Linked DNA regions of Mus musculus: region 2 is linked to region 1. The links are chromatin loops, found by intact Hi-C in ENCODE. Cell type or tissue: left cerebral cortex. All regions are shown on one strand.

Region 1 (8,000 bases):
CCGGAGCCCCACGCCTTGGCTCAGGCTGTTCCCCTTTTAAGCAGCCTTCTTTCTGTCCTACCTACTTGGCACTCGGTCTAATCCCACAGGAGCATGCTCCTCCCCACGGCCTCTCTGGTTTTTCTGATGGTCACTTCCTCCAAAGGTTTCCCTGCCTGCCATCCCAGGCAGGAAACACCCCAGAGGGGAATGGACAAAGCTCAGGTCACGAAATTTGACTGACAAAGTAGTCTTTGCTTTGCTCAGAGACACCCTCAATCTATCATCCTGACGGCTCCATGAAAGAGGAAACTGAAGGAAAGAGCAGACACGTAACCTGTCCTCAGTAGCACATCAAGTAGGAAAGAGAGCTTAGCTTTGAGCTCAGGGATCCGACCTGTAGCCTGAGACTCTACTGATAGTGAGAGGCGCTGAGACCATGGGGACCAGGGAGTGAGGAAGGGTGGCTAGCAACTGGGAGGGTGGGTTGGTAAGTTGAATAACAAGATCAGATGAGCAAGTGACACAGCAGAGAGAGGGAAAGGAGCAAGTGAGAGAGGGAGAGGGAGAGGGAGAGGGAGAGGGAGAGGGAGAGGGAGAGGGAGAGGGAGAGGGAGAGGGAGAGGGAGAGGCACTGAAAGCCCCAACAGGGATGGCTGTCAGTTCCCAAAGAAGAAGCCATAAGCTCCCCAGGGTGCAGCTGTGTGATGCTGAACACACAACACTCACTAACACTCTGGAGGGGGAGACATAGAGACCACCTAGGGCTCTTTGGTCCCAGCTCTAGCTCTGCTTCTGAGCCTCTGTGGGACCCTGGGCAAGCCAGACTACTGTCCACTCCAGGCTCAGCTTCCCCAACTTCAGGCACAATTCTTTGCTCTCCAGCCTCTCAGAGCCCCCGGCGTTCATGCTGCATGTTCATGCTGCCCCAGTGTGCACACAAGTGAAGGGCATGAGTGTATTACAAGTGCTCGTAGCCTTGACTTCCCCTGCAGGTAAATAGCACTCCTGGAAGGTTACAGGTGCGCCCTGGGCTGCTGGTGGCAGGCTCTTCCTAAGCACAGCCACAATGGGGCATGGTGCCAGCTCCAGCCTCGTACTGGGCATACTCCTTCCCTTATCAACATGGTGCCCCACAAGAAGCTGGCAAATGGTGTTCCACAAGGGACCCTGCCGCCGGGTCTCTCAGTTCCTAGGGGCTCCTTTGTGTTACCTGTGAAGCCATGTTTTACTCTGAGAAGGGGGCTCTTGGTGCATGTGAACCTGGGTACGGCCCTGTGCATATCTGCCGTCACCATAAGAATATGTCCCCGTACCCTCTCATCCAGGAAACAGGGAGAGAAAGAGAGAGCTGAGATGAACTCATCCTCCACTAATTCAGCCAGTTTCCAGTTGACTCCCAAAAGGCACGAGCAAGACAAGCGACTGCTGACCTGCATTGCAGCGTGGACTGCAAAGCCATTGATGATTGATACAAACTTTATATGTGTGACCCATTCTGTTTCCACCCCCACCACCACACCATCATCATCATCACCACCACCACCACCACCACCATTATTATGAGCACACTTCCTCAGTTTCCAAGAATACCAGTCTGAATCCAAGCAGAAGCTGCATACATCCTTGGTAGGAAACAGAAATAACTCACGGCTTGCATTTGCTGTGTTGGCCTCTGAGGACTCTCCTGACCCGGAGCTGTGGCTCCCGGGACCCTCCCTGAGAGCAGTGGGTATTTCCGCTGCCTGGTGCCTTCTCCATCACTCTCCTCAGTGAGCACGAACCACACCCAGTGAGAAGCTACAGCTCTTACTTAGCGGATTCAGGCCTCTGGGCTGGGAGACCAAGCACAGCATGACATGGGAGCCCATGCTTATGACCAAGGAGGGGACGGTTTACACCGTCTGCAGTGCAGCGATGGTCCCGAGGACGGCAGCTCCTTTGCTGATAACTGAGCAAGATGAACTGTTGGGTCCCTGACACACAAAATGGCAGCTGAGCACACCCCTGTCTGACAGAGTGTAGCCTTCTCCTAGAAGCCTGGACTGTGAAAAGCAAGGAGTTCTAGGGACTTGGAAAACTTGACAGAACCTTGCTCTTCTCATGAGAGGAAGGGAAGGATTTAGTACCTGACGTACCACTGAAGAAACTGAAACCCAGAGGCCTGAGTCTCAGAGAGAGTTGCAAGAGCAGCAAGAGATTTCACCTCAGGTGTCTGTCCTGAGGTCTGGTGGGACTCAACTCTCGCTGGGTTATTCAGTGTCTCCCACGAGGAACTGCCCCCCTCCCCAGATGCTAGGACTTCCGTGGAAGTCTTTATAATTGAAAGCGTGACACCTGCTCATGACTAGGGAGCCAGTGGGATGGAGAGGAAGCCGGGAAATAGACCAGAGTGTACTCAGCTCCAGCCGGGGGCGCCTTATGTGTGCTGTTGGTTAACACACGAGTCTTTCAGAGAGATAGAACTGTGTGAGGAGAGTCTGCAGACTCAGAGAACAAACTCCACGTGCATCTAAGGCAAAGAGCTACACCAGAGCTGGGAAGGCCACCGAAGCCCCCTCCAGGCTAGATGTGCAGAAAGACTGCTAACAGTGACACAAAATCAGAGGTATGCATGCCCGCCGCCTCAGCGTGACTCAACATGAGTGTCAACATAGCTTAGACTTTCTTTAAAATCATGCAAATAAAGCAAGCAAATAAACAAAAGCTGGAAATTTAATTTATTATTATTATTTGCTTTAAAGGACAGCAATAAGAAAATGAAGATGAGCCGGGTGTGGTGACACATGCCTTAAATCCCAGCACTTGGGAAACAAAGGCAGGTGGCTCTCTATGAGCTCAATGCTAGCCTAGTCTACATAGCGAGTTCCAGGCCATCTAGGTCTACATAGTGAGAACTGTCTGAAAAATATGCTTTTTATTTAAAAATTTTAGAAAGAAAATAAAATGAAAACGACCCACAATATGGGAGAAAAATATTTGCAAATCAGGTTTCTCATAAAAGGCTGCATCTAGAATTTGTAAAAAAATTTTTTTAATTAATAAAAAAAAGAGAAAGAGAGAAACAAACCAATTACAAATGAGCAAAGGACTTTCATAAGCATGTGGATAAAAAGGAGCAAATGTAAGCCCAGACTAAGCTGCTCAGCGCCAGTGGCCATTAGGGAAATGCAAATCAAAGGCACAGTGACACGGTGCCTCTCCCCTGCCGGGACAGTTGCATTAAAGAGACAGATTATAACCGTCTTCCATAGAGGAAGGAAACTGGACTTCTCATCTCCTGCTGGAGGGGATGCAGAATGGTGTGTGGACTTTGGAAAGTCTGGTCATCCTGCAGAAGGTTGCACATAGAGTTCCCGCATGACCCAGCAATTTCTGGGTTGTGCAAGCAAGAAAACTGGGACCAACAGTCCCTGGGCAAACCTGTATGTGAGTGTTCAGAGTAGCACTGTGATAGCCAGAAAATGGAGACTGCTCATGTACCAACAGCCGACAAACCCAGGAAGTCCAAGGTTCGATTCCAAAAGGCATAAAGAAAGTCTAGGAGGGACAATGGTATGTGTGCGTGAATTTGGATGAACAAGTGAAGGGAAGATGTGCCATTCTGAGATGCAGCTAGGGAAGAAAGCAGGGTTGGCCAAAGGCAAGCCAAATCTGACCAGAGGAGCATGGCCGCCAGAGGGCAGCCTTACCTCCAGGGAGGAGATGCTGGGTCAGCTCTTTGAGGACCAGACTTGAAGAACCAGGAAACCCCCATAACCTTTCCTTTCACAGAGCCTCCCCAGTTACCTCTACAGCCAAATCTAGACCTTGGAATATGGCGGGGGGGGGAGGGTCAAGTTTTGGAGACATGTGGGCCTGAGTTCAAATCTTACCTCCATTACTTAGTAAAATCACCTGAGTCTATTTCTCTGATTGGAAAATCAGGGTCCTTTAGGGAAGCAATGGCACTCTTCATGTTTGTTTTTGAACAAAGCTGGGAATTCTTTGTCGCCCCTGTCATCAGAGGTGGTGTCTGTTTTGCTTCATTGTAAATCTAGGCTGCCCATCAAGAGAGCCACAGCCTCCTTGGGGGTTCCTATGAGCCGCACTTTGGGCCAGGTACTTCTCATGCCCAATCTTCCATGCTAGCCAGGTTTCTGGTATGGACCACATTCTAGGCATATTTGTGTTTTGTAAATACTCATGCGTTTAACCCTGAACACCCACAGGAGACAAGCCCCATTACCAGCCCGTGTTACAGATGTGGAAATGAAGATGTAGAGATTGTTTAAGCCCTTGTCCACGTTCACAGCGTTGGTAAGAAGCAGAGCCACACCCCAGGCATTACGACACCAGATCCCTCCACATTCCCGCCTGCACCCTACCCCTTGTCCTGCCCTGGGAGGCAGTAGGCACTCAGAAAGTGTCTGCCAAGACGACCTTAATCCACCGATACACTTCTACTCAGCTGAATAAACTATGCTATGGCTTCCTCTCACCCACGACTCAGAGGCTCCTCCTTACTATCTCCACAAAATGACCAGACCTGGAGAACCAGTGTCCGCTCAGTTGCAACTTTTTCTTTCTCCTAAGTAGTCTGTATATATACTAACGGGGTGGGGAGTGGGGGCGATATGCATCCAATTAACTTCAAATTTAGCTCATAATGAACTTATCTCATTTTGCTACCAGCTCGGTTCTCATCGTGTGGCAGTAATTAACCACTGGGGGTTGTCACTCCTAGACACACGGCACAAAAATCCTCCAACCCTTGCTTCAAGCCCTTGCAGAATTCATTACTCTGACAGTGTGCAAAGCCTTCACTTTGAATGCCACAGAGTACACACTCAACTCCCCCTCCACCTACCTGATGGTGAGTGGGAGGGAGAGAAAGGACTGCACCCCACTCTCACTACCGGGGCTGTCATTAACTGTGAAGGAGTTTGGGGTGGAGTAGGTGGGCAGGAAGCTAGTGATGGCCTTGGCCAAGGAAGGGGCTGCTGTCCTTGGTCCTGACCGTCCTTGTTGGACTAGAGGTCCTGCCCTCGGACCGGAGGTCTCTGCATGCTGTCTCTCCCTCCAGCTCAGCTATAAAGGACTTTGGTGGAATTGATTGGAAAAGATTCTTCACACCAATGCTCTGTGAGTTGGTGGCCTTATTGCTGACATGGGGACAGAAAGAAAGGCTGGTTCTGGCCTCGGGTAAGACGAGCCCAGCAGTGTCTGCCTGACAGCTGCACACAGTCCCTGCTTCCCCAGAGCCTCTGAGCTGCACCCAGTGAGAAGAGGTTAAAGGACAGCCTTATTGTCACGTGCCCAGGACAGAAACCTCTCGAAGGAGACAGGGTTGTTGGCCTCTGCCACAGGTCTCCTCACTAAATATACACACGGGTGTGCAGAACCTCTTCAGCTAGCTGAGAGAAGTCCTGGTTTTTACTTGGTTTCATTTGGAACCTTTTGACTACATCAATGCTAATAACTAATGTAACTTTAAAACACACACACACACACATGATGGTTTTCTGCAGGCTTTTACAATCAAGTTTACTTTAAAAATTAAAAACAAAATTAAAACAAATAAATACATCCCGAGGAACAAAGAAAATATGTCCAAAGCCCATGTCTAGGCCTCAGACTGCCAGTTTTCCACCATAACTCACCCTTACGGCCCCCGAGTCCCATCTCACCCACATCACCAGCACCAGCACCAGCCCTGCCCACTGCCAGGCCTGGTGAGAATCAGGACTGCTGCCTGGTGCCCAGATACCTGACAGAGAGGAAAGTCCCTGAGGGCGGAGAACAGAGAGACAGCATTTGGGAAGATGGTGTGTGTGTGTGTGTGTGTGTGTGTGTGTGTGTAGTCAGCTCCCCGGGGCCACCCTGTCTCTTCATTCCTGTGGGTGACACTCCTAGCTTCCTGGCCACTCCACTTTCAAAGTGAAAAAATTTCCTATGAAAATGAGAACTTCCCTTTCACCCAGTGGGGTCTCCAAGCCCTGAGAACTCTCTGTCCCCCTCCTCCACAGCACCCACCTGTCCTGGAACACGCTGTTCCTCCCTCCCACCATTCTTTCAACTGCTCCTCCCTACCCCCACCCCATGCCAGGGTCCACACGAAGAGTGCAAAGGCTACACACACCCCAGCTCCTAGCCCTGTTTTATCAGCTCGCCGCTGTGATTGCAGATGCTTTCTCCTCCTTCACGATTGCTCATGGCGTCTTCCCAAAAGCCCCTTTCTCACAGCCAAAGAGCATCAAGGGATCTGAGGAATGCCCTCACAATTCACAAAGCAGGCATAAAGGTGGGCAGTGCACAGGCCCCTCAGTGTCACCTGACTCCCCAGTGGCAGCACAACGGGCATGTCTCCGAGGGAATGTATGTATCTAGGTTTGCAGAGGTGTGCGTAAGCTGACCTTTGACCCAGTGAGGAAGGCCCAGGCTAACACGCAGACTTCCACAGGGTAAGAGACATGACCTCCTAGGTTTCATATGACATTAACCAATTTTGTTTTTAATCTGGTTTTTATGCTAATATTATTTTTTAAATGCTTTCCCTAAGGAATTGGAAGTACAGTTCAGTGATAGTGAGCATGCTTAGCACACACACAGGCCCCGGATTCAACCCAAGCACTGCCCACCCACAGCTATTTATTGTTTGTTTGAGACAGGGTTTCTCTGTGTAGCCAAGCCTATCATGGAACTTACTCTGTAGACCAGGCTGGCCCAGAACTGAGACTCGAATGCCCCTGCCTCCAGAGTACTGGGATTAACAGCATGTGTTACCATGCCTGGATAATGTATTTTTTATTTAAAAAAAAAATTAGAGGCCTCCAGAGATGGCTCAGTAGTTAAGAACACTGGCTACTTTTCCAGAGGACCTTGGTCTGACTCTCAGTGCCTGTGTAGCTATGGAGGCTCACAACAACCTGTAACTTCAGTTCCAGAGAAGCCAATGCCCTCTTCTGGCCTCTGTAGGCAACAGACAGATACACAGCACACAGACATACATGGAGGCAAAACACCTACATACAAAATAAAATAAAATAATTTACTTTTTTTGGTGCACGAGTGCTTGTGTGTGCATGCATGTGCTGGTCAGAGGACAGCTTGTGGGAGTGATTTTTCTCCTCCCCCCATGTGGGCTCTGGGTCGTCAGACTTTGCAGCAAATGCTCTCATCCACTGAGCCGTCTTCCCAGCCCACAAACACAGCATAAAAAAACAAAAACGTTTTAAAAGGCCTTTCCTGATAGAGGGTATAAATTCCTCTTTCTCAAATAGTCTTGGAACCAACAAATTTCCTTATTGGTTACAAATCGATTCAAGTGTTCATGTCATATATTATCATTTTTGCATTGGTATATTCACACTATGGCTTGGGTCAGTGTCTGTCAAAGGTTCCTGTGCTAATGGCTTTGTCCCCAGAGTGGCACTATCGGAGAAATGTTGATACTGTAGAAAAGTATGACCTGGGGAGGTCCTTAGGCCATTTTGAGGGTATTATGGGACCCTGGCCTTTTTAGTTTTTACTTCCTGGTCATTAAGAAAAGTGTCACCCATATATATTACCTCCCGCTGTGATCCAATGTCCCCTCTAGAGGCTCAAAGCTTCAGCTCCCTGGACCTTGGGCTAGAAACTCAAGTACTGTGAGCTGAGTACACCTCTCTCTGGGAATTAATTATCCCTAGTGTCATATTACAGCAATGACAATTACATTTTTAACTGTTCAAAATGTATTTGACACCTGTTGTAGGAATCTTGCCAAAGACATTGAGTGGCATGAGCTGAAGATTTCTAGCAAGATGGATAACTGCCACTATGGGGGCAATAATGGAACAATGTCAGGGGCTCAGATAGGGAACGAGGCCTGGTACACAGCCTCTCATCTGCACACAGTGTATATGGCACTGGCTCACAGCCCATGAGCAGCAGCAACTGAGATGTACAAATAGCTTGCCCTGAAGTCCTTCTTCTGACCTGCCACAGTCTAAGGGTGTGAAGATCACAGGGGTGGTGTGTGTGTGTGTATCCTGCCGTAG
Region 2 (8,000 bases), 240 kb before region 1:
CACTCAGGCACAGACAGTTAAAGTCCTGTGTAGCCTGTGTAGCCTTGAGTTTGCTGCATAGCCCAGTCTGGCCTCGAACTCTTGATCCCCTTTTCTTAACTCCTTGAGTATTAGAATTATGGCTGGCATCATACCTGGCCGAGAAGTATTTCCTGCTTAGGGCGTAGCTTGGGTATGGAAGGAACTCAGTATTTTTCTTCTTCCTTGAGCAGTGACATCAATAGGAAGAGGCCCAACTGGGTGTTGAAATGTTTGGGGCTTTTGAGGTTGAGGTCATCCTAATGAGGTATCTGTACTCTGAGAGTCACAAAAGCTAAAGCAACACATTGAATATATGTCTTAGCACTCTGGAACTCTCCAGTGCCACTAATATAAACCTGTGTGGGCTGTCCTTTTTTTTTTTTTTTTAAATGACCCTTGAGTTTGTGCTTGTCCCAGCCAATAGCGTAAGTTTGTCTTGCTCTGCTGAGTTTGTTCTGGAATGGAGTGCCATGCACTGGGTGGCTGGGAGGCTCAGGCACAGCCTGCCAGGTGTCTGGTCCCTGTCATCTCACCTTCCATCTCCCAACACTCAGGTTGCTCATTAGGGGTCAGCGTCCAGTCTTAAAGGAACACAGACACTGGACCACAGAAAGGTAGTCGTCTTCCTGTTTCTCTCCGTTCATGAAGGTGGGATAAGTTTCTTGGGAGCTCACTGTCACTTGTGTGTGGCACATGAGGGTGGTGGTCGCGATAATGCTCTGCCTTGTGCAAGGCAAACGTCTCCTTCATGCTGTGTCTGATTCCAGGTTGCTCATTTGGAGGGGAAGAGTGGCTGTAACAAGAATATTTAAATTTCTGAAAGATATCAAGTTAAAGAGGAACTAGAATTGTGTGTATTAGTAAAAATAGTTAACCATTTGTTGAGGGCCTTGTCTGTTTTAGCTATACTTGAGCTTTCCTGAGTTACATGTGTGGCAAGGCATGTACCATGTCTTTTACAGATGGTAAAACAGGCTCAGGGAGGTGTACTGGAATATTCAAGGTCAAATGGGTATAAAGTGATGTCACAATGAAAACCAAGATCTCTCTAATCTCAAAGCCTGTTATCTGTCAGGCTGTGCTGACTCAGTAGTGAGAGATCCCATGGAGACACTCTTAGGTGACAGAGAGGCCGAGCACCCCAGCTGTCCCACTTCCCTTCAGAGGAGAGCTGGGAGCAGAAAGTAGACCGTTCTGTTCAGGAGCTGTTGTGGGGAGAATGGAATATGGCTTACTTTGGAAGCCATATTCCTCATGATTGTCTTCACACATCATCTTCTGAGGGTTTTCCAGCCCAGACAAAGCCACTCCTGTCATTTTGTTCTTAAGGACTTGGTAATTGCCCTTAGGCAAATTGAAATTTAAGTTGAGTTTCAGTGTGTTGACATTACGGTCTGCTGTATCTTCAATGTGACTGGCTCTGCTGTGTTTGTCACACACTATCACATGGCCTACTGGGATTGTGCAGACCTAAACCTGCCCAAAGTGCAACACGACAAGTCAGGTCACCCTTTGACCACTTAGGAAAATGCTGACTTCTATACGTGGCTACTGTCTTGTCCCTTTGCTGCACAGAAGCACTGACTGTCAGTCAGGGGACGGCATCTGAGAGCCAGACACGAACTCCCTTCCTTGAAATGGTGGTCGGCCTCTGATGGCTGGGAGTAGCGAGGAGGCTGCTGCGCTGATAACGTAGCTCACGTGGGTTCGGGGCCAGCACTGCAAAAAGAAAAGAGTCATAGGAATGTTAATGTGTAGCCAAAAGTTTGACAAGCTCGTGATTATGCTGATTTTAACTTTTAGAAGAGCACATATGCAAACAGTGTATGAAATTGTGTTTTGTAGTTGACTCACCTCGATGAGGATTGCGTGACAGAGCTTTCTGTACATCACCGCAGCAGCAGGCAGACAATGGAGGATTTAATTTCGTCGGTAAGAAATGCAGCATGAACTGAAACATGGTGACTTTTGTTTCATCGTCCTTCTGTTTTGTTTGTGATTGACAGTGATGTAGCATTTTTAGGACCATGGGCCATCATGAATGTAACTGTGGCAGTGTATATTCGTGTATGAGACAGTTCTTTCCTTGCATCTTCTGGATGATGTTCTCTTAAAACCTTCGATGGCTTGTTTATTTGCTTGTTCTGTGTGTATGTGTGTGGGTGGGTGAGCACGTGCTGCGGGAAGTGTGTAGAGCTCAGAGGACAGCGTGTGGAAGTTGGTTCTCTCTTTTTACTCAGGAGGTCAGCCTGATGACGAATGCCTGTACCCCCTGAGCTCTCTCAGCATTCCTCGATGTCCTCTTTAAATAAGAACACTCTGCGCTTTGGACATTGGTTAGAGAGATGTGATGTTTACACAGTTGAGAATCAGAGCAAGTTAATCCACAGGGAAGTGGTAGTGCTTGTTGTCATGGTTTTGAAGTTCTCAGACGCAGAAATCTGGTTCTGCAGTAAATATGAAGAAGGCAACATACTTACACATGCTTTCACATACGTCCAAGGGTAGGCATGTAGCCAGTGGTAGAGTACTTGCATGGTATGCTTGAAGCTCTGGGTTCTAGCTCTAGCACCAGAACAAAACAGGAACAAAAAGGTTTCTTTTCAAACAAACAAGGGGCTTGTATTGTAGTCCGGGTAGTAGGCTCCAAATAACATGCCCTATACTCTCTCTGTTTCTGACTTCTTTGTCTGTTTTTCTGTCTGCATATCTCTCTCTCTCTCTCTCTCTCACACACACACACACACACACACACACCCCACACACACACCCCATACACACACCCCACACACACACACATACGAACGTATGCACGCACGAAACCTTGATGTATGCATCTCTCTCTCTCTCTCTCTCTCTCTCTCTCTCACACACACACACACACACACACACACACACACACACACACACGAACACACACACACGAACACACGCACGCACGCACGAAACCTTGATGTATGCCTCAGCTGGCCTTACCCTGGAGTTCACTGTCTACCTTGAACTGTCTTCCTGCATCTGCCTTCCTGGCACTGGGAACACAGGCATCTGCCACTGCCCAGCTCACACCATAGTTTTCTTTCCTAAAACAGCCCTGTGGTCTGCTGTTCATCGTCCAGCTTATGAAGCTCATGGTTAGGACAATATTGGCACGATTTCTGATGTTGGATTGCTTTTGCTTTTTCAGGTCCTTTATATCCACATGAAACCTGTAGTCTCCCTAGAGATCACAACTCTGAGTCCCATCTCGGGTAGCAAGTGAGGCTCATACCTCCATGTGCTCCTGTTCAACACTTTGTCTTTGTCACCCGTGCTTTGTATTTTTGTTTGTTTGTTTGTTTGTTTTGCATAGTCCAGTTTAGAAATCTTAACAGTTTGTTTTGAAACAGCTTTACTGCTTTGCCATGAGAGCTTTGCAATGTGAAGAAACTCTGAGTGCCGCCATGCAGTGGTTCTGGGCCATGGTGACAGAATGTCAAGAATTGGAAGCTAATGCAGACTGTCTTAATGTCCCCTTAGTCTCAAACAGTACAAATTTGAAATTTCTATTTCAGCAACCTAAAAATTTTTGCATGCTTTTTTGGGAGGGGGTGGGGGATAATCTTTAATTAAAAATTACATTTAATGCCACCTGTAATCCCAGCCCTCAGAAGGCTGAGGCAGGAGAGAGACCGCCTCACACTGGCCAGCCCCACAGCCGTGGGAGCTCACTCCTATAATTTCAACTTGGGAAGTTGAAATGAGGAATTTGATGCTAATCTGGGCAAACCTGGGCTACATTCTGAGACTCTGTCTCAAAGAATGAACAAAAACCAGCTCCTGGTCACCATGTAGGATTAATGCTGCCCTTGGCTCTAGAGAAGTTTCTTACTGCAGAGGGAGGGAGGCAGTCAATGCAGAAACCTCTAACTGGTCAGAGTGATGGCGCCGTGTGTGACCCCAAATGAGCCATCACCTTCTCCAAAGCTCAGAACATGTAGAAACATGGACAGAAAGAGTGTATGAGTGTATGAGCCCGAGGATGGGGCTGTGCTGTGAAAGATGTCTTTCTGGCCTTTGTACTCATGCCCTCACTGCACAGGATCGGCCGGTCAACGTTTCATTGTGGGTGGGACGATTGGCATTAATGGTTTCAGGGGAAGGTGCCATTTTCTCGGTGCCGTAGTCACTGATAAATTGGCCACACTCCAGCAATAGCCTTCACCCAGTGGGCCACACACAGCCAGCAGGGTGGGAGGAGAAGGCTTGTTGGGAAGAGGGGTTCATGGGAGTGGGCGTGGTATGAGAGGGGCTTGGGGCTGACAAAAACTAAAATTCATTGGGTACATATGTGAAATTCTCAAAGAATAAAGGTAGGGTTACATAGGTTTTATATAATTATTTTTCTTTAGAAAGGTTGAGGTTCAGAAAGTTCACATTTGTTCTAAATACTTTCCAGTTTGAGATAGAAGCCAGCTCTGTATAGCCGAGGCTGGCCTTGAACTTTCAATCCTGCTTCAGCCTTCTTAGTACTGGAATCACAGTGTCACCATGCCCAGTCTTTACTTTCCAATTAATTAATTAACTAATTAATTAAATTTGGTTTTTTTTGAGACAAGGTTTTTCTCTGTAGCCCTGGCTGTCTTGGCTGTCTTGGAACTTACTCTATAGACCAGACTGCCCTTAAACTCAGAGATCTGCCTGCCTCTGCTTCCTGAGTGCTGCGACTAATGGCATACAGGGCTTTTACCTTCCAGTTTAAAGATCTTTGGTGATCCACCAAGGTTGTTATAATTGCTAAGGAAGTTTGGAGCTCTGCCTTTGTTTTGGGGCTACCTTGACCAATCAGTTCTCGTGCCTTATGCTACTGTGGTACCATTGATCTTTGTGACAAGACAGAAGAAACACTGACACACAGACGGAGGCTCTGCAAACACTCCTAAACTTTTCCCTTGTCTGTCTGCTTGCTTATTTTGAGACAAGATTTTGCTCTATAACCCAGGCTGGTCTGGAATTGCCTGTAAAGTCCAGGCTGGCTTCGTATTTCCACCAGCTTTCCTGCCTCAGCCTCCTGAGCGCTGGGATTAAACATTTGAGTCACCATACATGACTTCTAAATTATTTTATTGATAAATGTTTCTATGGAGTAGTCAGATTCCCCCTGGCTTACAGGTTGGCCCATGTCATTGTTCCTGTCCTGGAGTCCCAGCAGTGGTGCCCCGCTTCTGGCTTATCACTGCCCTCCTCTTCCTGCTCTGAGTGGTTCTCCCGAGGGCCTGTGAAGCTAACATTTAACTTCGAGAGGATTGTAGCGCCCTGTGTGGTGGTGCGCCCTTTATTCCTGGCACTCAGGATTCCAATGCAGGCAGATCTCGTGAGTTCACAGCCAGCTTGGGCTACATAGCAAGTGCCAGGACAGCCAGAGCTGTGCAGAGACCCTCTCTCAACAAACCGGGGAAGTGGTCAGTTGTCAAGACAGCTCAGTGGGTAAAGGTGCTTGTTGCCAAGGCTGACAACCCGACTTCGAGTCTGGAACCTACAGAGTAGAAGGAGGCTGTGGACCCTTTGGCTTCCGTGTGTCCATTCCCCCACATAAACTTTTAAAAAGTTAAAAGTGTTTATAGTTCTCTAGAGAGAGAACTTTTTCCTAACAGGCAACCCTATCAGCATCAGACATTTGCTTTCAGAGGAGGGAGTGACCCAACAGGTGAGGATGCAGGGGGGAAGCCACTGCATTGCTCTCTCTCCCCTAGCTTCCCGGGCCCTCATCGAATCGGAGGGGTACAAAGGGACCACAGCCCAGAGGGTTTATAAGTGGATGGCTTTTGCCAAGGGAAAGAGGAAGCACAGGCACGTGTAGAGAACACGCATAAACTGTTGTGAGGTAATTCTACCAGGGACATATGGACGTTCTTAAAGCTGAATAGAAAGTCTGTTCTAAAATATCTAGAGCACTATCCTCAAATCATTCACAGTGCTTGGATTAGGTTAGTATAGTGACAGCCTCCTCTTTTATTTTGGTGGTACTGGGGGGTTGAACCCAGGACCTCAGGTGTCCGGATGAGTGCTGTACAGCCTGCTAGCTAATGTCTTTCTTATCCTCTGTCTCTGTCTGTCTGTCTGTCTCTCTCTCTCTCTTTCTCTTTCTTTCTTTCTTTCTTTCTTTCTTTCTTTCTTTCTTTCTCTCTCTCTCTCTCTCCCTCCCTCCCTGTCTGTCTGTCTGTCTTTCTTTCTTTAAAAGATTTATTTATTATTATATTTAAGTACACTGTAGCTGTCTTCAGATGCACCAGATCTCATTACGGATGGTCGTGAGCCATCATGTGGTTGCTGGGATTTGAACTCAGGACCTTTGGAAGAGCAGTCGGTGCTCTTAACCACTGAGCTATGTCTCCAGCCCATTCTGTGTCTTTCAAACAGGGTTTGTTTGTTTTTATAAATTTGTTTTCAAAAGGTGGCAGCACACGTGACACGATGGATGTGGAGGATCTTTAGTATAATTGGGGAAAAGGAAGGATTTAGTTCTGCAGTTCTTTCTCTGAAGTCTTTTCTGCCCCCTGCTATGATGTGTACAATAGTCAGAATTCCACTGTAATTATCACAACATACAGTATTTTATTCTCTTTCTAGATTGAAAGGACCAGCATGAAAATTTCAACTCATTTATTATATGTGAGCCTATGTAAAATATTAACTGACAAAATAACAAAAGCTATGCCCTTTGTGCCACGCCCTTCTTGAGAGCACATCATGGCATTAAATATTACTCCATTATTAAAAGTTAGCGCCTTTTTTTTTTTTTTTTTTTTTTTTGGTAAGTACAGAAGCTCGTAGTCTGAATTTACTTTGAGTCTGTAAGTATTTTCTGAAATCTCATTAAAACAATAGAAAAGGACTTTAAAAAAATTAAAAGCTTTCTAGGACACATATATAAACAGGAGACAAATGGACATCAAGAAATTTTTTAAATTTATGAAATAGGTCGCAGAGGATAAGAGGAGTTGGGAGAAAGCCGACGGCCACCTGTTTGTGAGGGAAGAGGTAATGGGGGCACCGACTCGCGCTCTAGAATTCCGGGAAAGGGTCAGTTAGCAAGGAAGAAGGACGAGAACGGGAAGGCATGGCAATCAAATACATAATGCAGGAATGGGGAACTGGGTAAAAAGAATAATATTTTCAGAACTAGGGGAAGCTAGTTAGTTCTTAAAGAAGATTAAGGTGTGTTCATAAAGAACTTTTTAAGTGCTAGCCCCCAGAACTCGAAACTCTCCACAGAAATAAAAAAAACTCAGTAGAAATGTTTGAAAATGAAGTTAAGGTGAAGTTTTCAAAAGTAGGAGTAAGAAACAAAAGATACAAACTGAGAGAAGGGGTAAGAAAGCTGTATCGTGACATTTTAATTGTAGTAAGAGAAGGCTAAACAGTGACATGGTCAGGGGAACCATCAAAGGAAATGGACCAGGATTTAGCATTGTGGATGAAATCAGATACACAAATCAATGTCTCCTCTAGAGGGATTTCAGAAAGCTGGGGAGGACCACAAGTTTCAGAGACAAAAACTAAGGCCATATACAAAGGCATGGGAGCTAGACTGTGTGTTTGTATGTTAGTATGTATATATGTATGCATGCATGCATATATGTGTGGGTTATTTTTTTTTTTTTGGTTTTTCGAGACAGGGTTTCTCTGTGTAGCCCTGGTTGTCCTGGAACTCATTCTGTAGACCAGGCTGGCCTCGAACTCAGAAATCCACTTGTCTCTGCCTCCCGAGTGCTGGGATTAAAGGCGTGTGCCACCATGCCCGGCACGTGTGTATTTTTTAAGACAAGGTTTGTTTATGTAGCCCCGGCTGTCCTAGAACTTGCTCTGTAGATCAGGGTAGCTTCAAACTCAGAGCTCTCCTGCCTCTGCTTCCTAAGTGCTGGGCTTAAAAGCGTATGCTACCATCCAACCTGCGTTAGACTTTTAAAAATAGCTATGCTAGAATCAAAAGGAATAGTATC

Evidence for each region. Peaks named below come from ENCODE experiments on the same cell type or tissue, not always from the same donor. Only the 100,000 strongest peaks of a DNase experiment are listed, where the experiment ranks them.
Region 2: it touches region 1 in a loop (2.3-fold over the local background); 5 of 42 quality-filtered maps call a loop at or near these places.

What each region holds. Positions count from the first base shown.
Region 1 is chr4:44,573,826-44,581,825 of GRCm38, forward strand. The region is part of intron 7 of Pax5 (paired box 5); the gene reads right to left. Among named protein-coding and RNA genes, the nearest start is that of Mir5120, 30 kb to the right of the region's middle. In left cerebral cortex, a CTCF peak has its summit at 3,647 (motif pointing right); a DNase peak (open chromatin) is centred at 3,637.
Region 2 is chr4:44,331,014-44,339,013 of GRCm38, forward strand. Melk (maternal embryonic leucine zipper kinase) reads left to right here. Exons shown (of 18, transcript NM_010790.2): 11 at 1,867-1,953. Among named protein-coding and RNA genes, the nearest start is that of Melk, 34 kb to the left of the region's middle. In left cerebral cortex, no CTCF peak of the experiment used is centred here; no DNase peak of the experiment used is centred here.